Regions from separate parts of the Homo sapiens genome. Here regions 1 and 2 are each linked to region 3. A link is a loop called in an ENCODE intact Hi-C map of the cell type or tissue named here. Cell type or tissue: CD4-positive, alpha-beta T cell. All regions are shown on one strand.

Region 1 (8,000 bases), 130 kb after region 3:
AGGTGAATTGTAATTGTCCAGCCAAAGTTGGAATCAGTTCAATAGGACTGTCCCCCATGTTTATCCAATTGCAAGTAATGTCAAGAGGTGAGATGTGTGATGAAGGTGATATGATTTCTCATCCATGAAATGCTATTCTCATTTGTTCCTTTGGGGACTCTAGCTGTCAAAAGGAAAAAAAAAAAGAAAAGTTGAAAAGAGAAAATCATTATCCAAAGAGAACTATAGAAATATCTATTTAATCTAGGTTTGAAAGAAGATTTTATAATCTTGGTTAATATTATAAATACTTCATCCTTTTAAGTAAACCACATTTAGAAAAATACATTGCTGTAGAAATCACCAGGAATTCTGTGATGAGCAATTCAGTAGTGATCACTCCTTGTGAGTACTGTGGACTGAGAGCTTTTGGGCAGTCACATTTTATGGAAAAACTCTTGGCTTCTTCTTTGTTTGAATCTCTAATCTACAGTTAGTTCCCCTACCCTGGTAGCCTAAGAAAGTCTTCTAGCTCTGTAACTTTTCTATTTCTCACAGAATACCTTTGGATGTGTTCTCTCACAGATAAAATATTTTATTTTAGAAAATTTTATGCTTTCAAACTGATATTGACCATGGTAGAGAAAATGCATGTGAAATTTTCATATAAGCAATTAGCTCATTTAGTCTAACAATTAGCCATAATTAAATGTATTTTGTACCAGCTACAGTTAATATTTTGTAACATCAAAAAAATCAAATTTTAAATATCTAATTTCAAAAAAGGATCTATTATTTGTATCCATTTCAAAGACAGACCCTACTTAATTGTGGATAACTATTTTTAAACATTTTTAACATTTAAAAAATATGTAAAGACCTACTTATCTGGACCGATATTTGGTAATTGATTATAAATTCATATTTAACTAATAAGTCAATCACATAGCTAGATTAGACTTATACTGCAAAGGCTTTTTTCTTTTAATCACCTTCCATTAATAATATGAAGTATTTAGGGTTTTATTTTGATTCTTTGCTGCAGTTTTGATGGTAAGCTCTATTAGCAATGTTGGTTAAGTTTTTTAAGTGGTCTTGATTTGGTGCAAAGAGCAACCCCATAGTAATTTTATTTCGGAATTTTGTGTGTGTGTGCAGCAGAGTATGTGTGCAAGGAGAGCTAGAGTGTGTGTGTGAGAGAGAACCATTCCTATCATTTGCCTTTTGAGCAATCAGCACTCACAGAGTTAAAAAAATAAGCCAACAAACAATAGAATGTTAATAAAGGAAGAAATATATTTTTGATTCTTATGAATAGTATTCTAATAACATAGAATTATTGAGTAGTTAGGAGAGATAGCTTCTTTTTCATATCTCTAGGACTACTAAGGTGCTTTAGTAATATATACTACTATAGCCATAGCATGGGGACTCCCCATTTCTTGAATCTCCTTGTTCATCTTTTTTTTTTTGAGAGGGAGTCTCGCTCTATCACCCAGGCTGGAGTGCAATGTTGCAATCTCAGTTTACTGCAACCTCCGCCTCCCGCGTTCAAGTGATTCTCCTGCCTTAGCCTCCTGAGTAGCTGGGATTACAGGCTCCTGCCACCATGCCTGACTAATTTTTGTATTTTTAGTAGAGATGAGATTTCATTATGTTGGCCAGGCTGATCTTGAACTCTTGATCTCAAGTGATCCACCCATCTTGCCTTCCCAAAGTGCTGGGATTATAGGCATGAGCCACTGCACCTGGCCTCCTTGTTCATTTTTAAATAGCTGCATACACCATAAATGTTAGGAATGCTTTAAAGTATTAATAAAATAAAAGTCTGCCATCAGATTATTTCTTCTGGGAGTAAGGTATTCCCACTCAACAAGTTTACTGATTGAATAAGGGCACTCAAAACGCTAGATCCTTCTAACAAATGACCCACTCCTAAGAAAAAAGTGAGCACTTCTGTAAACGGTGGTAAATTTTTTGTTTATGAACAAGCCTTGTTAGAGTAATGAAGGTGTAATTTAAGGAAAAATTAACACAATTTCAGTACACCTTCTTCTAGAGACTCTCTATAAGCAAGGTATGAGGCAAATGATCAAGCACACTGCAGATGCTTTATTCCTTCCCTTTAGGAGAGTACTTCAAGAAACAAATACCATGGGTTTATCTACTTATTCTCATTTCACAGCCTAGCTCCAAAGACTGACTTTTTTTTTTTTTTAAAGCAATGCTTAGTGCAGCAGTGAATTTTATACCAGCCTTATAACTAGGAAAGGCTTCCAGGAGAAGATGAGAATTGAGGCCTAGGACATATGCCTAACTGTTAGGGAAAACACTCTATCAGAATATAAAGCTAAAATAACTTCACAGGGAATAGGGTTGTGGAGGATTGAGAATTAATAGATGAACAAGTAACTCTCTGAGTGTTTGAAAAATTATATAAGAAGAATGGAGCCCAGCTGTTCTACTATACTTTATGAAGGCCAGACAAGAAGGAATGGACTGGACTTGAAGCAAGAATTGACAAAGGAGGTCCTTAAGTACTGGAAACACTTATGAAAGGACCTCCTGTACTCGTCCCTTCATACACACATACACAGGCAGCTGTTAATGTCAGTGCCTGGAAACCAGGCTGCAAGACCTTTTAAGGCCCTTCACAGTTTTACAGAAATTTGAAAACTAACTGAATTGGGTTATGTGACTCCATGAACAAAAAATTCTAGTAAACTATTCTGCCTTTCCAAACCCAAGTTCTTAAAGTTCTTTCAAAACAGTCAGGATATGCATATTATCACTGGAAAGACAGCCTTCAAAGACTTCTTACTTTCTCCTGCAGTGAAGCAAGTAGAGGGTTTACAGTTAATATGCAGACATCTGGCCATTTGCAATTAGCAGCATCCACTCATTTATTCATTTTCTTTTTAAACATTCATTGAGTGGATATTTAACTAATAAGAGTCTAATTTCAATGAATAAAAGAGAATAAAATGTCAAAGTATATGCAACTTCGTACATGTAGATATACATTTTTTTATAAATTCAGATTATTTCCCTCTTTTGTACACAGCTTAGCTCTCAATCTCAGTTACTGATAAGACTGAAGAGAAATGAAGATTTATTATATTATATATAAAGTTCTATGTTCTAATTTGTTAACATATTTTTTAAGCATTGCCTATTTCACCAAAATGACATTGAAAACAAGATTTTTACTTGGTGGATACTAATTAGTGCTTTCTTCTATGTTAGACATTAAGCTGCTTTCAATTTTTCATTGCAATAAACAATCCTTAGAATAGAAACATAGTAGGAGAGCTTCTAAGCCAAAGGGTAGAAACATTTTTAATGCTGCCAGATTGCCATCCAGAAATTCCATCAAGTGTATGAAACTGTCTTTTTCATTGTAACTTACCAACGTTGACTGTTAACAGTATAGCACTTAAAGTTTGAAATAACATTAAATGGTTTCTGATTTGAACAGGACTGATGAAATTATTTAGAAGTAGGCATACTATCATGGATGTATGGGATTATTTTCCAAGATTTTAAATTAAAAAATTCCTTTAAAAATGTCTTCGATTTGGCCAGGCGTGGTGGCTCACGCCTGTAATTCCAGCACTTTGGGAGGCCGAGGTGGGCAGATCACGAGGTCAGGAGATTGAGACCATCCTGGCTAACACGGTGAAACTCCGTCTCTACTAAAAAAATACCAAAAAAAAAAAAAAAAAGAAATAAAATTAGCAGTGGTGGCGGGTGCCTGTAGTCCCAGCTACTCGGGAGGCTGAGGCAGGAGAATGGCGTGAATCCAGGAGGCGGAGCTTGCAGTGAGCCGAGATCGTGCCACTGCGCTGTCCAGCCTGGGTGAGAGAGCGAGACTCCGTCTCAAAAAAAAACAAAACAAAAAACAAACAAACAAAAAAACCTTCCATTTTACACATTCACATTCATTCACTAATTTGACAAATATTAACTGCCTAGTCAATAAGTTCCTACTACGTGACAGGCTTTGACCTCTATTAAAATAATCGATGGTGAAATTTCCACGGTGTACGGGTCACTATAATATCTTGCCTAGTTTACTGTGCCAGCTTTCCTTGCGTTCCCCTGGATTCAGTCTTCATATTCATCACTGTGATGGTTAATTTTATGTGCCAACTTGACTGGGCCACAGAGTGTACAGGTATTTGGTCAAACATTTTTTCTGGGCATCTCTGTGAGGGTGTTTTCCAATGAGATTACCGTTTACATGGATAGACTGAGTAAAGTAGGTAGACTGCCCTTCCTAACATGGGTAGTCCTCATCCAATCAGTCGAAAGTCTGAATAGATGAAAATACTTACCTTGGTCTCCAGCTTGCTGACTCACTAGACGAATCTTGGGATATGCCATAATTGCACTAGCCAATTCCTTATAATAAATCTCTCTCTCTCTGTCTCTCCACACACACACACACACACACACACACACACACACACACACACACACACACCCTATTGGTTCTACTTTTCTGAGAAACCCTGACTAATACACCCACTATAGCTAGAGTGATCTCCCTGCAAAAATCTAATAATTCCACTTTCCCACTTGAAACTTTTTTACTGAGTTTCCTTTGTCTTGCAATAAACCTCAGGCCCCCTAACGTGATTTTTTTCATGACTTGGCCCCTGCTTTCCTCTCCCTCTTACTTCTTTAAAAATCTCCCTTATTTGCTACACTCTATCCATATCATAATATTTATATTTCCTCGACCGCTCTTTATCACGTCTCTGGGCCACCTCTCATGCTGTTCCAGCTTCTTAGTCATGTTCTCATCCTCTTTGCTTCCTCTCATTTCTGTTCGTGTTTTAGTTCTCAGCTTACATATAATGTCTTCTAGGAATCTCTTGAAATCCCTTAAGTCTAGTTAAAGTTTCCCAGCTACTTTCCCCATGATAGTACTTGCTATATATATATATATACCATAATTGCCTATTTCCTTACTTGACTTTTGTATTGGCATTGAACCTCTGAAGGCAGGAATGTGTTTACCATTTTAAATCTGGAATCCAGCTTCTCTCACAGTATCTGGCATAGTCTAGCTTCTTAATATGTTCTTGTTAAATAAATGAATAGAAGCAATTCATGAGATTTTAAGGTTTCCTTTATTAGCTATATGAAATCATTGAGGTTTCAAATAAATTATTTTTTCTTGATGAACTTAGTAACTCTTTGGACAGACAGAGTCATGATGATGGCATTGCTCACAATATTAGATGAATGTAATTGAGAAAATTAGCCACCCCTCACTCCCCATCTAGTGGATAGATTATTTAGGCACAGTGATACAGTGCATACTGCCTTCCCAATGACTCTTTTCCTATAACCATGGTTTATATCAGTGATTCTCAACCGGGGACAATTTTGCCACCTAGATGACTTTTGCCAATATTTGGAGAATTTTTGATTGCTATGACTGCAGAGTGGAGGTGGGAGCTGTTCTCTAGTGGATAGAAGCCAGGGGTGCTATTAATTACTCAACATTGAACAGTGCAGCTCCCACAACAGACTCATTGGGCCCAAAATATCCTTAAGTCTGAGGTTGAGAAAACCTAGTTATATAAATTTGGAGAAAGTTTATGGAAGAGCAAGCTGTCCCATGTGATTGTCATGCTATAGTTACCTGATACCTGTGGTCTTCCCAGGTTACCGCATATTATTTGACCATAGAAAGAAAAACAAAGGAATACGAACCAGGCAGCCAAATGATATGCTGTATTATTGCATGGGAGCTGTTTTGGTACTGTATTTTAACTCATTAACATTTAAAAATTGTTATGTGGCAGAAAAATAATTATGTCCTTTTAACTGTTGAAACAGAATCCATTTTTCCAAGCATACTTTTTTTTAAGGACATATTGCTAAAACACCAACTGTTTTACAAGTACAGTAATCACATTGCTGTTGAGTTTATTGTGTTTTGTTAGGACACACTTTATAGTGTGGAAAATGCATTTTAAAGTAATTCTTCTGGGCACAGTTAGGGAAAAGAATAGAGGTAGGCTTTATTTTTGTGGGTGAACAATTAGCTGCATAGTGACCCCCTCTGGCAGATGAATGGTGCAGTGTAGGTGGTTTCTGGAAAGTTTGGCATCTGAATCTTTCACTTTCACTTGAAGAAATGAGGAAGATTAAGAAGGAAAATGAGAAATAGAGAAAACTTAAGGGGCTCTCAATACTTCAGTCCCTTTCAAGAGAATAATTTATTTTGTTCATGAACAGTAGTAGTTCTGTTGTGGCCTTTCATTTTCCACATCTATCACCCTTTAAGGCACTGGTCCTTAATCTGTTTTTTATGGACCTACATGTCTTCATATGGAATTTTGGGAGGTTTCTGGATCACTGTAAACATATGTAAATTTGGTGGGTATGGAAATTCAAAAATTATTCCAATGTGAGGTGTTCATGCTTTATCAGATTCTCAAGGGAGTCATGACTACACAATATTTAAGAGACAGTTCTTTAGGAAATGCACACGTTCCACTGCAAATGGGACCTGGAAGTTTATGTGGCTTTAGGAGAAAGTGCAGAATGTTTAAAAGGGAGCTGCTTAATCACTAAGCAACAACTCCTCTGTTTGTAGACCTGGAGTGAGATATCTGGAACCTAAGATTTGTTTTGCTCTTTTTATTCTATCTCTATACAAATGGTCCGGGAGGGTCTCAATCTCTACACTAACAGGTGACTTCCAGACCTCTGCTTCTCTGTTACCAAAGATGAATTGTAACTCTTTTGATTCATTCAACTCTGCCTTCACCTAATTTTTCAGCCTGGAAAATAAATTCATTTACATTAATATGTATTTTTCTTATGAGAGATTTAGTGTAGTTTGGGATTAAATATAAGAAAAATGTATACATAATAAAAGAGTGCAGTGTAGCTTCATGTGTTCTTGCTACATGAGATAATTCTGGTCTGGTCTTGATTATAAAAGTTGCCTTGGGCTCACTCATATGCTCCTGAAAGGGTTAAAGCTGGCCTTCTTCCAGCTTCATGTGGCCAGGAGCACTACCGTCTTTCCACATCATCAGCCTGTGTGTGGAACAGAGTGGGAGGGCATCAGTGGCTCCCAAAGTTTACTTTGGAAACATGCAAATTTTCTTTCTTCTGTGATATAATTGAGCAATAACTGGACATGTACTAATCCCCAATTTCCCTTTCTTTAGAAGTTGCCAGTTGTGTCTGACTCTCTATTTTAGTGTAGTTTGAAGAGTCACGTTCACTAGACTGCCCACTGTGGGGGTGGGGCAAGGCAGAGAGTCTGCTATGTTATTAATATAATATTTTCCTACCCTCGACATTTCTACGTCCTTGAGAGAAGATTATGTGATTTAAGTTTGTATTGTCACAATGCAGTGAGGGTTTCTAGACTCATATATAGATAAACTCTGATCATCAGAATAATAAAAGATGGCAAACTTATGTTAAAACAAACTATGCATCCTACTATGAGTTATATTCATTGTGAATTGGAGATACTTATTCAGTGCTACACTCAGGAAACTTTTCTCTCATATTAGTTCCTGATTGTAAATTATGGATTTACAATGTTAGATCTGTGAAGAAATTGAAAAATATAAATATTAAATGATGGGGTTAGTATAGTGCTATATTTTCCTCAATACCTTATTTAGATTTTTTCAGAGAATGTTGGAAAACCAAGTACCATATTATTCAATGGTCTCACATGGAACTGAGAATTAAGTATGTGTCACTAGGGTGAGACCTGGATGCAATCTTTCTTTTCAATTTTAATATCTTTCAAAAAATCTTTGCTTATAAGGACCATGGTTCAGAAAACTATATGGCTCATGTAAAGTGTGAGAAGACTTTTGTGTTTAAAAGTGATTTTAGCTATTTAGCTTAAAACAACATTGGAGCTTGGGAGAGAACTCAGTTCAACTTTTGCAGGTGAGGAAGCACTTGGGAGCAAAGGTTAACTCAGGTTATAACTGCATTAGCATCCACTAACAAAGTATTAAGGCTCC
Region 2 (8,000 bases), 1.1 Mb before region 3:
AGATAACAATTTAATCCTTAACTAGTCACTAATTTATGGCTTAGAGTTCTGGTATGAACTTCTGTTTTTTTTTTTTTAAATTGAAGTGTTTGAAACTTATGTACAAGTTACTTCTCTTTTTTATGTCTTCATTTAATATTTTTAAAAAATTCATAATAGTTCTTTTGGGTAGTGAAGTTTGTTAGAGAGGCAGAAATATTTAATACAAAAACTTCTTTATGGCCTTGTAAATTCAGCCACCTCCTTGCTTTCTTTAGACATGAGGGCTTTTTAGCCTCATTTCCACTTCTGGAGCATCCTGAATGGCCCAGTGAATATAAATTCTTGCTGTTCTATAGAAACAGCCTTGTATAGACAACATTGTTAGGTCAGGATCCTCATAAAGTCATTGTTGTACATATTTTTTGAGCAATTGAAGGAGTTCTGCTTTTTCTAGATGTATAGTAAACATCCAGGGCATGTGATTCTATAAGGCAATTGCTCTCCAATCAAAAGAAATTCATCACTTATTGCAAGATGAAATGAAGTAGGTTGTATTAGCAAAAAGGAAAGCATTATGACTAGTCACCATGGGGCTGGCTGTACTCAACCTTGCAAATCATCTGAAAGAACAGTTTCTTTTTATATTGTCAACCGAGGACAAAAGACAGCAGCAGTGGAGATAATCAGTACAAAATAAAACCATTTTAGAGTGTACAGTATTCTATTATTTTTTCTGAAGCATAGTCACTTACTGATTACGTTTTTCCAAGGCTGGTATTACAAGTTCTCTCTCTCTCTCTCTCTCTCTCTCACACACACACACACACAAGATACCAACCAACTCAGTTAGTGTGGAAGCAGGGAGGGTCATATTGGTATGTGATTAACATTAGAGTTTGAAGAGCCAGATGTACGTTGTTAAGGATCAATGAAAAAAATTTAGCCAAGCAGATAAAATTCAATTTCTTCAAATAAATTATTACTTACTTGAGGACAAGGATGATTTCTGGGTACAGTATCATTCCAGAGAATTTAAGTATTCCAAAACGAAACTGGGAATATTGAGGTTGGAAGATACATTTGATTTCACAAATCCTTTCTCTAAGAAACACTTTTGAATTACCTGTTCCATAACTGTTTTCTATTTACTTCAAATGGTTTTATAATAATTTTAGAATTATTTTTAAAAGACAGTACCTAAGAATCAGAGAAACTAAGTGGAGAAAATCATGATAGTATTTCCCCAAGTGTATTCTATGGAACCCCATTTCTGTGAGAATTTTAATAAAAGGTTTCAGGGTTATTTAAATTTAAGAAATGATCATTTTGGAGGTTCAGATGCCACACTGGTAGACTGTCAATTGGGCTGAACTGTTCTCATATGAAACATCTTGTTTAAATTTATTCTAATATTATAATTTTTGTGACCATGGAACCTTGGTCTATGAACAATAGTTCAGGAAACCCTACTATAAGGTTTATCAAATGGTCTCATAAACAGTTACTTATTCAAGCACGCCAAAGCTCAGTGAAAAGTATTTTTCACCCTTACTCTTTCTCGTGTCATTCAAAGAGAAGTTTTGATGTAGTGTATTTATTTGTAGGGAGTAATGAACAGATCCATTTCACAGTAGACTTTGTGCTCTAGGTGATGCAGCTAATTGCCCCAGTTTGGAAAACATGGACTTGGATGAATTGTCTTTGTTTGGACCCCTGCCTGGGCCAGGCCCAGCCCTTGTGGACCGGAATCGATTATCCAGTGAGAGCAGCTGTAAGAGCTGGCTGAGCTCCATGACGATGGACAGTGAAGATGGCTACCAGACGTGTGTGTCTGAGGACTCCAGCAGGGGTGCCTTCAGTCGGCAGACGAGTACAGATGATGAGTGCTTTATCCCCAAGGAGGGGGATGATTTTCTGAGGAGGTCATCTTCAAGGAGGAACCGGAGCATCAGTAACACCAGCAGCGGATCCATGTCTCCCTTGTGGGAGGGCAACTTATCAAGCATGTTTGGGACCCTGCCCCGGAAGAGCAGAAAGGGAAGTGTCCGAAAGCAACTCTTGAAATTTATCCCTGGCCTTCATCGTGCTGTGGAAGAGGAAGAAAGTCGCTTTTGACGGATTGTGGTGTCCTTTCAAATTAGCTTATTTCACAAATATCTCTAGACTCACCCAGATCCCAGCTTGGTGGGAAAGTGCAGAAGAATTGCAAAACTGACATCCCATTTCACAGCAATAGTGACCTTTATTTAAATTGTTGTGTTATAGTTTATGCTTCTTAAATCATTTTTCAACCTAAACAGCCAATTTCTAAGCAGACAGGAAAACTAAATAATAAGTTAATTAATATAACAAAGATGCAGGTTCCTGCTCATTCCAGTAATGTCTTTGAAAGCAAAACTAATATTTATTTTCTAGATTATCCCTGTGAATAATTGAGAACTTTTTGGAGTCAAGTATGAATAAAGGTGTGGCAGAATATAATAATCTGGACTATTTTCTATAGGATAATTGCTGGGTTATAAAATCTTAGGTTTGCTTATGCCCAGTAGCTCCTGCGGAGGCTTAATAATAGGCAATTTTGAATTTGTTCAAACCTGTAATGGCTTGTAAACAAAGATGACCATCAGCTGTTTCTCACATCTATAGTGACAATAAAGCGGGAAGTATAAGATTTAATAGGAGGGGTTAAGGTTCATGAGAACCATGGAAAGATGTGGTCTGAGATGGGTGCTGCAAAGATCATAATAAAGTCATTTTTATAGACAGTCTAAACAAAATGGGTGGGGATGTCGTGTTTTTTGCCCAATTCAGCTTTTGTTCTGCCTGAACATTAATGGCAAGTCTAGAACTCTCCGAATCCTACAGCTTTGTAATTTTTTTTCTACAAATGTCTAACATCCAAAACTGAGGGTTGGGAAAAGGACTTCCCTCCTGTAGTTTTTTTCATATTACTTCTCACTTTATATCTTATATTCTAAATAGCTATCACCTCAGCAGTCTTTTGCCTATTGGTTATGTTAGTATCACATTACTTCTAGCCTTTCAATTACTCCATGTTTTATTTAATATCCATTGAAGTCTATGAATTCTCTGTTCTGGTGGCACAGCTATTCATAACCTATATTCTAGAGTAGACAATCTGGACTATGTAATAAATAGTCTGCTGATTTTAAGTTCTCTCTCTCTCTCTCTCTCTCTCTCTCTCTCTCTGTGCGTGTGTGTGTGTGTTTGGGAGAAATAGAAACACTTCAATTTAAGTAGAGCTGCTAAATTTAATTAAACTTCTGCTTAAGAAATGAGTTATTTTGAGATAAAAGAGGGTAGGGTAAGGAAGCATCTAAGATGAGAAAGAAATGATAAAGTATGAAAAGATTTCTAGTTGGGACTTGCCTTCTATTAACTCTTTGAACTGAGAAACATCCAGTGGCCTGTGCATGACAGTCACTCATATGAAAGGCAGGGTGTCACACCTTTCACAGAAATGATAGCAATACTGTCTACCATTTACTGAGTACCTAGTTGGCTAAAGACACTTTACGTATGATCCTCACAATTACTATATAGTAGGTGTTAGGCATACAGATAACAAGTCAGGAATTTGGAAATGTTCTCAGGGTCACAAGGCTAGTCAGTGGCAGGGCTAAAATTGGAAGCCAGTTCTTCCTTGCTCTAGTCTATTCCAGATATCTTTTACTCTTTTGGTTCTGTTTAGTGATCATCACAGTACTTTTTATTCCACCCAACAGGAATACTTAAAATGTACAATTATAGATGCTGCACAGATAAGAGCATTTCTTTGGGTAAATAGGAAAACAAACATTTCTCTGTTCCTCATATACAAGTTTCAGACATAGGTTCTTTAATAACTACATGATTAGCAGTGCATTTATTTTCAACAAGAGCTTGCAAACCAGTTATGATTCAACTGGTATTGCTTATTTCTCATCATAGTCTAGAATCATCCTGTTAAAGGTCTACTTATATGAATTCAGCATTTCTTGTTATCCTATTTCACAAAGTCCAGGGGAAGGAAACACCACATTTATTTGAGGAAAGATGACTTTGAAATCTTCTACAAGGTGAAAAAATGCTTTGAGAACTACACAGAATGACATAGGTCATACGGGAAAGCAGACCATAGATCATTTGCTTTTCTTGTGATTTTAATACAGAAGTGTAACACTGCTGTATGACAGTAGACCTCAAATGCAAAAAAGGGGCAGGGAAGGGACGGAGCAAGCATCACTTTAGTTTGCGGTAAGAATTAGAGTCGAGGTATGTTCTGAGAATAAAGAAAAAAGTACTGGTTAACCAAAGTACAGGAAGGAAGGGTATGTCATGTTCTATATTTCACAAGCTGTAAGAAAATTAGCTTTTGTTTAGTAGAAATGTGGGTAAATTTCTCACAGTATAACTTTCAGACTAATTTATGACTTCAGTCAGGCTTTAGAAGAAACTTCTGGTGCATAGTGATTCATTCTGATATAATTTACTAGGGAAAAAATTGAAAAGTGTTTTTTTAACTTGAAAGTTCTCAAATATGTATTACTGGTGAATTCCATTAATTGACAACCTGTTATGAAAATGCATTTTTCTAGAAGGGCATTTGATAAACCAAATTTGAATCAAGTAGATTGGGAATTACTTTATCATGTGGCTGAAGAACACAACCATGACAAACAGATTAGTAATATATTTTTGGAAGTGAACTTTTATTTATGACTTTCTACCTTGTAATAATTTTATATCTTAAGATACAGATAGCATTTAAAATCCCAGTTTGCGCTGAATAGATCAAACTTGGAAATAGTATGTGTGTCTTGATCACCAAAGTACAGACATTTTTGAATGTATACATACTAAAAATAGTAAGTAATACATAACTATATTGAGCCCCTCAGATCATAAAAGTATTGTTATTTTATATCCATTTCCTTACATACCTATGGGCTACAAAATCAAAATTTGATGCCTTTATGAAATAAAGAATGCTATTTTTCAGTGTCAGGACTTTCTCTCTCTTTCTCTGTCTCTCTCTCTCTCCCTACATTTCTCTCTACCATAAAGAAATAATTGTCTTAAAAGCAGACTTTTTAAAAAACCTGGGTGATTCTCAACATTTACTTCTTTGAGGACCTTAAAAGACACTACTTACTTAATTGAGACTTTGCACTATTAGCTTTTTTATTGCTATTTAACAAATTACTGCCAGGCATGGTGGTTCACACCTGTAATCCCAGCACTTTGGGAGGCCGAGGTGGGTGGATCACCTGAGGTCAGGAGTTTGAGACCAGCCTGACCAAGATGATGAAACCCCGTCTATACTAAAAATACAAAAATTAGCCGGGTGTAGTGGTGCATGCCTGTAATCCCAGCTACTCCGTAGGCTGAGGCAGGAGAATCGCTTGAATCCGGGAGGTGGAGATTGCAGTGAGCCGAGATCACACCATTGCCCTCCAGCCTGGGCAAGAAAAGTGAAACTCCATCTCAAAAAATAATAATAATAATAAAATAAAAATAAATAAATAATAACCACAAACTTAGAAGCCTAAAATATATTTATTATCTCAAAGCTTCTGTGGGCCAGGAGTCTGGGCACAGGTTAGCTGGATCTGCTCAGGATCTCACAAACCTGCAATTTACTGCAATTTTGGTGTTGTTATCTGGAGGCTTGATTGGAGAAGGATCAACCTTTAAGCTCCTTCAGGTTGCTGTCAGAATCATTACCTGGTGGCCATACAATTCATGGCAGCTTGATTCTTAAAGGCTGGTAATGAAGAGGAAAAAGGGAGAGGCTACAAACAAGACAGAGTCTTAAATAATACAATGTTATCGCCTTTGCCATGTAACATAACCTCTTAAGTGACTTCCCGTCACCTCGCCTAATAATGTAACATTAAGATGGGAATAGTATCCTATCAACTGTACCATGTTCTGTTTGTTAGAAACATGTCACAGGCCCACCCACACTCAAGAAGCAGGGATTACACAATCATGAATATTAGGAGTTAGGGATCAGGGGACCACCTTAGTCTGTTTGTAACACCATTCAAGGAGTTCACAGACTTGATAATATAAGGGTATTGAGCTGTCTCTAAATCTCCTTGAGTAAAAATTAGTGACTGTCATAATAATTTCCACATAAAGAAATGGAAGCATTAGTGAATTTTGGAATGAAATAACCTGGTCAAGATTGCATAACTAGCCAAAAAGTTGATTAAGAAACTTTCTGGCCTCCTGACTTTGTCTCCTTGGTGCGTGAAGTGATAAAAGAAGATTTAAAAAGAATAAGAAAGAATGAACTAGTTACTTGCTTTCAAATTTTACTTGAATCTGAATGCATTTAAGTGAATAGTGATTGGCATACTGAAGTTTGCCACTTCTAGGCAGGCGCATCTTCATAAGCAGATGATAGTAGGAACTTTTACACAGAAAAGTAAACAAAACACTTATCAAAACTACAAAGCACAAAAGGAAATGATCAGCCATGAGCAAAAGTTAGACGATATCACAAAATTATCAGAACTTGAGGGAAAAAAAGAAGTTTGAAAGAATAAAAAATGTATATCTTAGAAATAAAAGATAACTTCCTCAGCTTGATAAAGAACATCAACAAAAAGCCTACAGCTAATATTATAATGGTGGCAAACTGGACACTTTCCTTAAGATCAGTTACAAAGCAAATACATTTTCTCTCACTTCTCCTTTCTACATTGTATGAAAAATCTTCGCTAGTGCAATAAGGCAAGGAAAAGCAATAAAAGATACACAAATTAGGAAGGAAGAAAAGAAACTCTTTATGATGATATGTTGTTTATGTGAAAAGTCTCAAAGAATCAACAGTGCAACAAAAAATCCTGGCACTACTAAGTGAGTATAGCAAGGTCATGGGATACAAGGTTAACATACAATAGTCAATTGCTTTCTTACATATCAACAATGAACAACTGGAATTTGAAAAAGGAAAAACAATATGTTGACAGCATACAAAAATAAAATACTTAGATATAAATCTAACAAAACATTACAGGATCTCAATATGGTAAACTATAACCCTAAATAGAGAGTCAGTGTTCATGGATTGGAAGACTCCATAGTTTTACAATTCAGTTCTTCCCAACTTAATCTGTAGATTCAGTGTAATCTCAATCAAAATTCTAGCAAGCTATTTTGTAGACATCAACAAATTAATTCTAAAGTTTATACGGAACGGCAAAAGACATATAATGGCCAAGAAAATACTGAAGAACAACAAAGTTGGAGGAATTACAATATCCTTTTAAAGACTTAATATAAAATATAGTCATCATTACAGCATGGTATTGGCAAAAGAATAGACAGATAAATCAGTGGAACAGAACAGAGTGCCTAGAAATAGACACACACAAATATAGTAATTATCTTTGACACAGAAGTAAAGTCAATTAAATGTAGAAAGGATAGTGTTTTCAACAAATGGTTCTGTCCAATATGCAAGCTCTTATATGTTTCACAAAAATTGACTCAAAATGGATCATAGACATAGGTATAAAACACAAAACTATAATACTTCTATAAGATAGCATAGGAGAAATTCTAGATTTCCTTTGGTGTCGTAATGAGTTTTTGGATACATCAAAAGGATGATTTATGAAAGAAAAAGTTGATACATTAGACTTTATAAAAATTAAAACTTCTGCTTTGTGAATGGCACTGTTCAGAGAATCAAAAGACAAGTCATAGGCTGTGAGAAAATATGGATATACAAACGGTTACATCTATAAGATGCAATATTATTCAGCTACAAAGAAATAATCTATCAAGTCATTAAAAGACACTATGAATCTTAAATGCATGTTGTTAGGTAAAAGAAACTAGTTTGAGAAGACTAATACTGTATGTTTCCATTTATATGACATGGTGGAAGAGGCAATACTATAGCAATAGTAAAGATATGAGTGGTTTTAAGGAGTTAGGGCTGGGAAGAAGGCATGGAGATGGTTGAATAGGAGGAAGACTGGTGAGTTTTATATAGTGAT
Region 3 (8,000 bases):
TTGTCTAAAGCTAAACAAAACTTGCATGCAGCAGCTTTTGACTGTTTCCAGAGTGCTTATAATATACATAACTCCCTGGAAATAACTGAGCACTTTGAATTTTTTTTATGTCTAAAATTGTCAGTTAATTTATTATTTTGTTTGAGTAAGAATTTTAATATTGCCATATTCTGTAGTATTTTTCTTTGTATATTTCTAGTATGGCACATGATATGAGTCACTGCCTTTTTTTCTATGGTGTATGACAGTTAGAGATGCTGATTTTTTTTCTGATAAATTCTTTCTTTGAGAAAGACAATTTTAATGTTTACAACAATAAACCATGTAAATGAACAGAATTTTGTCTTCTTTTTGGGTCAGAAAAAATAATGACTAAACAGCAACATAACATACACAGTTGGAGATTAATTTGGGATAGGTCACTTATTCAATATCTGAATTTTAAACAGCCTAAATCTATTCTGGCAAAAGAAATCAGGTGAACCAGAATAATTATGCAGATAATTCAGTAAAATATTTTTTCTTAACCAGAATTTTCCAGTCTGGTGACCAATATTTATTAGGATCAATTTAGAATATCTCAATTCTTCTGTTAACTTTGCAAGTAAGTGTAGCTTTCAGGAGAGAAGTTCTGGAGACCCAAAAGCTTTTGAACTTGAGCAAGGTCAGAGTCTAGTCAAGTACTTGTCTTGCACAGTGATTAGGAAGTATCTTTTTAAGACTCAAGAAGTCAACATGGATTTGAGGAGTGTTGTATGTAATCTCCGATTTTCCAATTTCTCAATTTACAACTGTTGGGTCATGGAGAAAGGGCAAAGCAGTTCAGGCCCTTTGGGCCTTGGGTCACTTTGGCACAGAGCAGAACTCAGTAGAGGTAGTTCTTACAACTCTTTATTTTCCTCATTCAGTGGATGGTGATGAGGTGCAATTTGTAGTTTTAGAATAGAATTTCTCCCGTGTAAGTTTCTCAGGTACATGATAAAATATCTATGTGTTGGGTCTTGGGCCTAGTATAAGCAAGTTGTATCCGGGCCTCTAGGATTCCACCCAGCACCAACTTTCAAAAAAGAAAGGAAACTGATGCTGTAGAAGCTGCTTCCACTCAGAACCCTTGTCCTTGGGCAAATGAAGTCCAACGAGTTTCACCTTAGGGCAGCTGTGAATTCATAGAGAGCATAAGATGGGGACGGTCTCCTTCGCTGACCCTAGTGAATTACAGATGGCCTTTGGGTCACTGAAATTTATGAAGAGTGTTATTGTTTTTAAAATGCAGAGTTAGAACTGTAAATTGCCACGAGAGCGCTCAGGTTTTCTTTTGTTTGTTTCCCCTCTTTTTAAAAGACACGTTTTGCGGGTCAGCAAAAAGAGAGAATGCAGGTGTCGGTGGTAATATAAGGTTATTTTTACGAGATGCGTTTTTCTCCGGGTAACTGAGGGACAAATAGGGTGGCCACATAAGAGATTAAATAATAACGAAATGTTCAATTTCTTGACTTTCTTGAAAGGATGAGACTAGCCATATCATTTTGTTTTCACATCTTATGCCCAAGTAAAGCCACAAAGCAGTAAGTAAAGCGAAAGAGAAAAGCTCTTTAGAAATGCTGGGAATCTGCAGAGCCTTCAGCACTCATCTCCCTCCCAGGTGTCTGCAGCCCTGAGACAATGACATTCCGTCACACAATCCCCGAGAGTTGAACCCAGAAACGAACTCTGTGACTGGTTCTCCCTTAAGGAAGCGGCTGCGCAACACCCAAGGCCAAGGGGGTGTCGGGTAGTTCGCCTCCCGGGAATTTGGGGTCAAAGGAGGCAGAGATGACCCTCCACCATGTCCGCGTGCCGACTGCACCGGCTCGCGGAACATTCAGTTGTGATTCCTAAGTTGCAAATTGGCTAGTGCCTTTTCTGTTTCACAGAGTCGCTGTCAAACTCCCGGCCGGCCGCGCACCGAGTTGCTCGGGTGAAGAGCGTCGCATGCATTGCCCCTGCATCTTTCCAGATGCAGCTGAGGACTTTTCTTGTCCTAATGTTTCTAGGAGTAAAGTGAGGAAAAACAGCAGACACGCTGCATTGCCAAAAGCCAGACGTTGCATTACCTTCTTCAGAAAGAGATTAAACTTTGTAATGAGGGCTTCATACCGCCCTCGTATTCCCGCGTCCTCTTAAGCATTTCAGTTATTGTGTATCGTTCCAGCAATGGAAAATATATGATCATTGTTCCGAAGACATGACCATACAGTTCTCAGCTCTGAGGGAAGGTCTAATTTTAAGTCTTTGCTATCTAGCCCCATTTTGAGTTTATGGAAAGATGGCCTTAATTCAAAGCTCGAGTGAGCAGTGAGCAGCGCTGTCGCCTGCTCCTTCCTGAGGTCTGCCTTCTGCGGTCCAGGCGACCGCCACAATTTCTTTCGGTGCCCTGCTGGCCTTCCGCTGTGGATGGGTGGATGTGTGTGTGTGTGTGTGTGTGAGAGAGAGAGAGAGTATTTGGGGTACTGATTCTCACAAGAGAGATATGTAAGGCCCAGGGAGCCGATGGCGCCCTGCAGTGACAGCGGCACCCAACGACCTTGTGTATTTCTTTCTGGCACTGGACTCCATTCCTAGATAGTTTAGGTGGCTCCTCCCCTAAAAAACACCGGTCATAAGTCTTACGGGCCACTGGTTCTCCGCATGCAAGGAGCACAACAAGGAGATATAGATATTCTTGCAAACTTAAGAATGTCATTTGAAGGTTCAATTTCACTTTGTTTGGAGAATCTCTTGGCTTTCTCGGTGTCAGTGCGTCACCGAGAATATCAAATTATCTAATTGTATTTTAAACCTAGGCGTCGGCATTGCAGAAATGTTTCCAAGATACAAACAGATCTGTGAGGGAAAAGTTTAATTTCATTGCAATATTTTGATCACAGAGTTTTCCAGTACAGGATACAATTCCATCTCGCCAGGTCCTATACAGGGGAGTGACACCAGAGCACTTCTAGGCATCGCGCGTGTTGCGCGTCTTCGAGCCACCAGTTCCCCGCCTCGCGTCGCACGCTCGTCCGTTTCCTTTTGTATCCGCCGCGCGGCAGCGCCGAGGTGCCGAGAGTAAAGGCTGGGGGGCTCCCTGCCTGGGCCTCGCCTCTCTCTGTGGAAGACGCGCTTGTCTCAAGCCCCGATGCTCTCAAATCCAGGTCAAAAATGGAGACCGTTTCCCTCAAGGTGGAAGGGGAAAGGAGAGTATCTATTCTTGGAGATTTTAAAACTTTTTCTCAGTATTATTTTCACTATTGAATAGAGGTCTGGAAGTGAGTTTCTCATATATTCTTCTCCAAAGGAGGTTGTAAGGTCCCCTCTCCATTTGTCCCCGCTGTCAGAATAGGAATGCTTGCATAGTGGCCGCACCCCGGAATTTCTCAGGATTCCAAGCTTCCCAGGCAACTATGGGCTGGGACTGACTCAATTTTGGAGTCTCATGGAGGAGGAAGAGGGTTTGGGGTCTCAGCCGACGCCCAGTTAACCCTTCTTCCCCATAGGGCTCAGCCACAACTTAAAAAAAAAAGCGCACCCAATTCCAAGTCTTCGGGAAAGGTTCTGCTTAGATCGGTGCATCCGACAGAACTCGAACCCGAGCAATCACGTTTCGCACCCCTGCATTTATTGTGTTCAGTCGATACTGGCTGACTGCTCGTAAAGCAAGATATGAATTCCAAACAGGTCATCACTTTTTAGTAATTCGTTTTTAATAATAAAATGAACATATGGAAATCCCCATTTTACTTTTAAATTTTGCTAGAAACCAAAATATTGCACATAACTATTTAGGATGGCAAGACTGTGATTTAAAGTCATTTTCCTTTAGTATGTTCCCCGAGACCATTAGGAGCGACAGCTGGGGCCGCAAGAAAGATCTTTCCTCCGACTTTGACTTTGCCTTTCCTTAGGAAAAGTCCAGCTTCCGTCGGAGGGCGCCTGGTGGGGCGGTCCTGACGCGGGAAAGCAGGGCCCCACCCCACGCTGGGGGCGCTCGAAGAGAGCGGCAATTTTGTTCCCTAGCCGCGAAGTGCGCTCTGGGCCCTGCAGACAGTGGCGGGAGAATTCCAGAAAGCAGGGTTCTTGCCGCGTACTCCCCACCCCCACCCCCACGCCTTCTTATTAGTCACCCCCCAACCCCTCCTCCCAGCATAGTCTTATTTCGAGGCTTCGGAATTACTGGAGAGGACTTGTGTCCGCGATCCGCCCTGCGGCGAAAATGGAGACACAAGCCCTCCTGCTCTGCCCACTGCGTTTTGGAGACGTAGTTTGACTTTGCGGCTTGCAGTCGTAGACTTTGCGGAGAGAGCCTTGGAGCAATTAGGACGCATTCACTTGGGTGAACTTTGTTTCCTCGGTGTCCCTCCCTTTCCTCCCCAGCTGCTCCCTGCGTCTTCCTCAGCTGTTCTACACCCCCCCGCCCCCCACCCTCAGGGCGAAGGCTGCAACAGGCTGCCGTCGCCTCTAGGTCGCGTCTGTTGCGCTAGGGCACGAGCACAGGAGGCGGAGCGCGTCTCCTGCTTCTCCCTGCACCCAACGATTTCCGGTCAGTCTCTGGTCTCTTGGAACGCTGAGCTGGACTGGGGCGACCTCCCACGCGACACTGGGGAAAACTCTTTTTCTAGTGGTGAGGGCGCACAAAAGGGCGGGGCAGAGGCGCGTCCGCACCTCGTGGAGGTCTAGGAGAGGGGCCCAGACGCCCATGCCACAACCATGCTCCACACGTGTGCTCACGACCCAAAGCTCTGAAGATAGATTGTGCGTTCCCGCCCTGCTTTCAGGTCTCCTCGCAACGCATGTAATGAGCCCTAGGCCTGCGAGCGCTGGAGCGAGCGTCTAGTCAAGTGGCCAGATCAGGGCTGCGCCTGTAGGGGCCTTGGGGCCGCCTGTACGCTTATCTTCCCGCGGCTGGGAGCGCTCCTTCTTCTCTACAAGATGCTGACTGCGGGCCGCTCGCTGCCCTCTTCTCGGCTTAGCTGAACCCTGTCGCGCCGAGTTTAACTAGACACAGCGCCGAGCCGGCACCTGGATCCTAGCAGAGCTCAACTTCAACGCTTTTCTCCTCATTTCTTCTTCCCACACTTAATCTTTCTCACTCCCATTTTTTCTTATTTCTATCTCAACCTGTGTTTAGATAAACTAGGATTTCCAGGACATGTGTCACCCGTTCTAGCAGATACAATGCCCAAGTTTCTGCTAGAGACGTCCCTGGTACAGTAGAGGGCGGCTGCTGCGAGTGTGAGAAGTCTTTCATCGGGTACTAGAGGGACTTCCAGAGGGATTGAGTCTACCACAATTTCTTGGCTCTGGAAGCTTGGACAAGAGGATTGTTTTGACAGACTCAAATTAAATTGGGATTTCGAGAAGGGTAAGGACAGAGAGAGGACTCCTCATCAATAAGCTGCAAATAGGCCAGTGTTTTTCAAACTGAGGGTCCTGACCCATTAGTGGTTTTCAAAGATATTATATTGGGTTGCCATCAGAATTTTCTTCTAAAGAAATGAAAGAATAATAGAATAGAAATTATGAGGGCTTTGCAGGATAGCAAAAATATAAGACGTCTAAGCATTGTTTGCTGCAATTTTTCTTGGGTGACACTATGAAATATATTTATGGGGGGGTCTCAGTTAAAAAGGTTGATAGTGTCACTACTGAGGACCAATTGTACATGAAGTGAGAGAAAGGGCTGCCTTTATTGAGAGATACTGATAAGGGAATCTCAGCACTGTGGTTTTCTTTTCTTTTCTTTTTCTTTCTTTCTTTTCTTTTCTTTTCTTTTTTTTTTTTTTTTGAGATTGAGATGGAGTCCTCGCTCTGTCGCCCAGGCTGGAGTGCAGTGGTGTGTTCTCAGCTCACTGCAGCCTCTGTCTCCCTGACAGGTGCGGGCACCCCACCCAGCTTTTTTTTTTTTCTTTTTTGTGTGTTTCTAGTAGAGATGGGGTTTCACAGTGTTGGCCAGGCTGGTCTCAAACCCCTGACCTCAGGTGATCCACCTGCCTTGGCCTCCCAAAGTGCTGGGATTACAGGTGTGAGCCACCATGCCTGGCCTACTACTGTGGTTTTCTGGCCAGTCCTCTTTCTTCACTCTGGTTTGTTCGTTTTTGGTCACCACTCCAATGGACTTCTGTATCTCTTTATCCTCTGGCCTGTTATCTGCTTGAAGCCAGGTGGGTGTCATAAGGAAGGGCCAGGGGGACAAGCACATAAGCACATGTAGCCACCCCCTTTTCATCTTCCTCAGCAACCTGGTACCTGGGAAGAGAGTGAACAGCAAAAAAGGCATAGAGGAAAGCTAGAGAAAAGGGATGGTAGTGAATGTCCCATTGTCCATGTCACAGGCCTTCTCATTTATATGCTATTGCCAAACAAGAAGGAGGAAGCAAAAGCTTTTGGGGGAAATGGGTAGAGATAGGGATGGATAAAGATAATGAACCATACTGTGAATGATCAGGTGAGCAGGGACTGATAAGTTGGAAGAGGAGGAGGCAATTTAGAGGATTTATTTAATCAGAGTCCTAGAGTTGAAGGCAGAGATGAGAAGGAGAGGACTAAAATGGCCAGGGTGCCAACAATAATGTGAATGAGTTTAAAGTAAGAAGAGATCTATGGAAGTGAATAAAAAGGGCACATGGAGGATGCTGGGTGCTGGGCAGGCAGGTAGGTATAAGGTGAAAGTTGGATATAGAGGCCATAGCAAGACTATGTTAGGAGAGTGTGGCTCTAAGTATGGGAAGCTCTGGGCTAATGAGGACCACACAGATGTTTCAAGGTGTCATAAAGGAGTCAAAAGGAACAAAATCATTGGCATGGAAACTTGCATTTCCTATAATTCCATTCTAGTCAGAGAGCTTGTTTCCTAAGAGGTGCTGCAATCTTTAGGCAGGGGTGATGTGGACTCCTTCAAAGATTTGGGTCATTGTGAAGGGCAGAAGCAGGTGGCAGACGGAGGACACATTCCATGGTTTCTGACATTCCTCCATTACAATAACTCTGTCTACTACATGTTGCAATTCCAGATATCATATCATATAATCATCTCAACTCCAAATATGACGTTGGCACTGTTATTTCCATTTTACAAATGAAGAGATGAGGTTGAGAGGTATCGTTTATTATCTTGGCCTATAAGTACATGGAAGAGTTGGAATTCGAACTGAGAGCCAGGATATGAACTTACAAGTGCCTTGCTTTAGCACTGCCTGTCCCAGAAGGATTGTACCTTTCTGCTTCTCCAGAAACTAACTAAAGATTTTCTCACCTGCTGAGAGTTGAGGATGTTGCTTCAGGCATGTTCAGACTTCTGGAGGGGAGCATTGACCTGAAACCACAGTGGGGTAAGTGATAATAGCATAATCTTCTTCTCGCTGAAATTTTAAAGAAGGGATTATTTTCATTGCTTTTCGTAGTTTATGGGTGAAGGAGTTCTGAGTTGCTTGCTTTGCTGCCCAAGAAAAGAGTGGGAATGATTGCTGCGTGTGTTTATGCCATTGAGAAAGTCATATTAAAAGTAGTAAAAAAGAAAACTGTTTTTCATCCTCAAGCTGTTTGAATTCCCTTATATTAATCATGTGAGTTTTCAGCAAGCTTCTAGGTTTCCTATCAGGAAAACCAAATTGCATATTAGTTAGTTCACAGTCCTGAGCAGGCCACTTTGTAAAAATGAAAAGCTGGCTATGCATGAACCTTTTATTCTTTCTTCTACTTCTTCTATATTTGTGGTAGACAGTGTTTAGCTGTTATTAACATTTTCTTAAGAGCTACTCTCACAGTCTAACAAATGGTATAAATAGATTTTGCTTAGACAGTCAAGCAGAGAGTAATATTTATTCAGAAGACTGTCTGCATCTAACTTGGTGTGGTCAAAGGGTGGCAAAAATAGTCTTATTATATTATAAAATTTATTAGAATATACATACTTGACAGACAAAACATAGTGGATTTAGATCAGCTGTTTGCTTATACAATAGATTTTGTTCGTCTTTTGACATTTA

What was found. Hi-C counts contacts between places; a loop is a spot of excess contacts. Peaks named below come from ENCODE experiments on the same cell type or tissue, not always from the same donor. Only the 100,000 strongest peaks of a DNase experiment are listed, where the experiment ranks them.
Region 1: a loop joins it to region 3, with 2.1 times the contacts of the local background. A loop is called at or near these places in 13 of 110 quality-filtered maps.
Region 2: it touches region 3 in a loop (5-fold over the local background); 4 of 110 quality-filtered maps call a loop at or near these places.

Annotation. Positions count from the first base shown.
Region 1 is chr2:156,190,776-156,198,775 of GRCh38, reverse strand. The region is part of intron 1 of LINC01876 (long intergenic non-protein coding RNA 1876); the gene reads left to right. Among named protein-coding and RNA genes, the nearest start is that of LINC01876, 60 kb to the left of the region's middle. In CD4-positive, alpha-beta T cell, no CTCF peak of the experiment used is centred here; no DNase peak of the experiment used is centred here.
Region 2 is chr2:157,409,774-157,417,773 of GRCh38, reverse strand. CYTIP (cytohesin 1 interacting protein) reads left to right here. Exons shown (of 8, transcript NM_004288.5): 8 at 1,631-3,155. The coding sequence ends at 2,097. Among named protein-coding and RNA genes, the nearest start is that of CYTIP, 30 kb to the left of the region's middle. RefSeq lists an enhancer at 4,023-4,072. In CD4-positive, alpha-beta T cell, no CTCF peak of the experiment used is centred here; DNase peaks (open chromatin) are centred at 787, 3,443 and 4,213; H3K4me3 peaks cover 796 bases; H3K27ac peaks cover 6,010 bases.
Region 3 is chr2:156,316,770-156,324,769 of GRCh38, reverse strand. NR4A2 (nuclear receptor subfamily 4 group A member 2) reads left to right here. Exons shown (of 8, transcript NM_006186.4): 8 at 1-333. Among named protein-coding and RNA genes, the nearest start is that of NR4A2, 12 kb to the left of the region's middle. In CD4-positive, alpha-beta T cell, no CTCF peak of the experiment used is centred here; DNase peaks (open chromatin) are centred at 2,489, 3,039 and 4,329; H3K4me3 peaks cover 1,577 bases; H3K27me3 peaks cover 5,204 bases.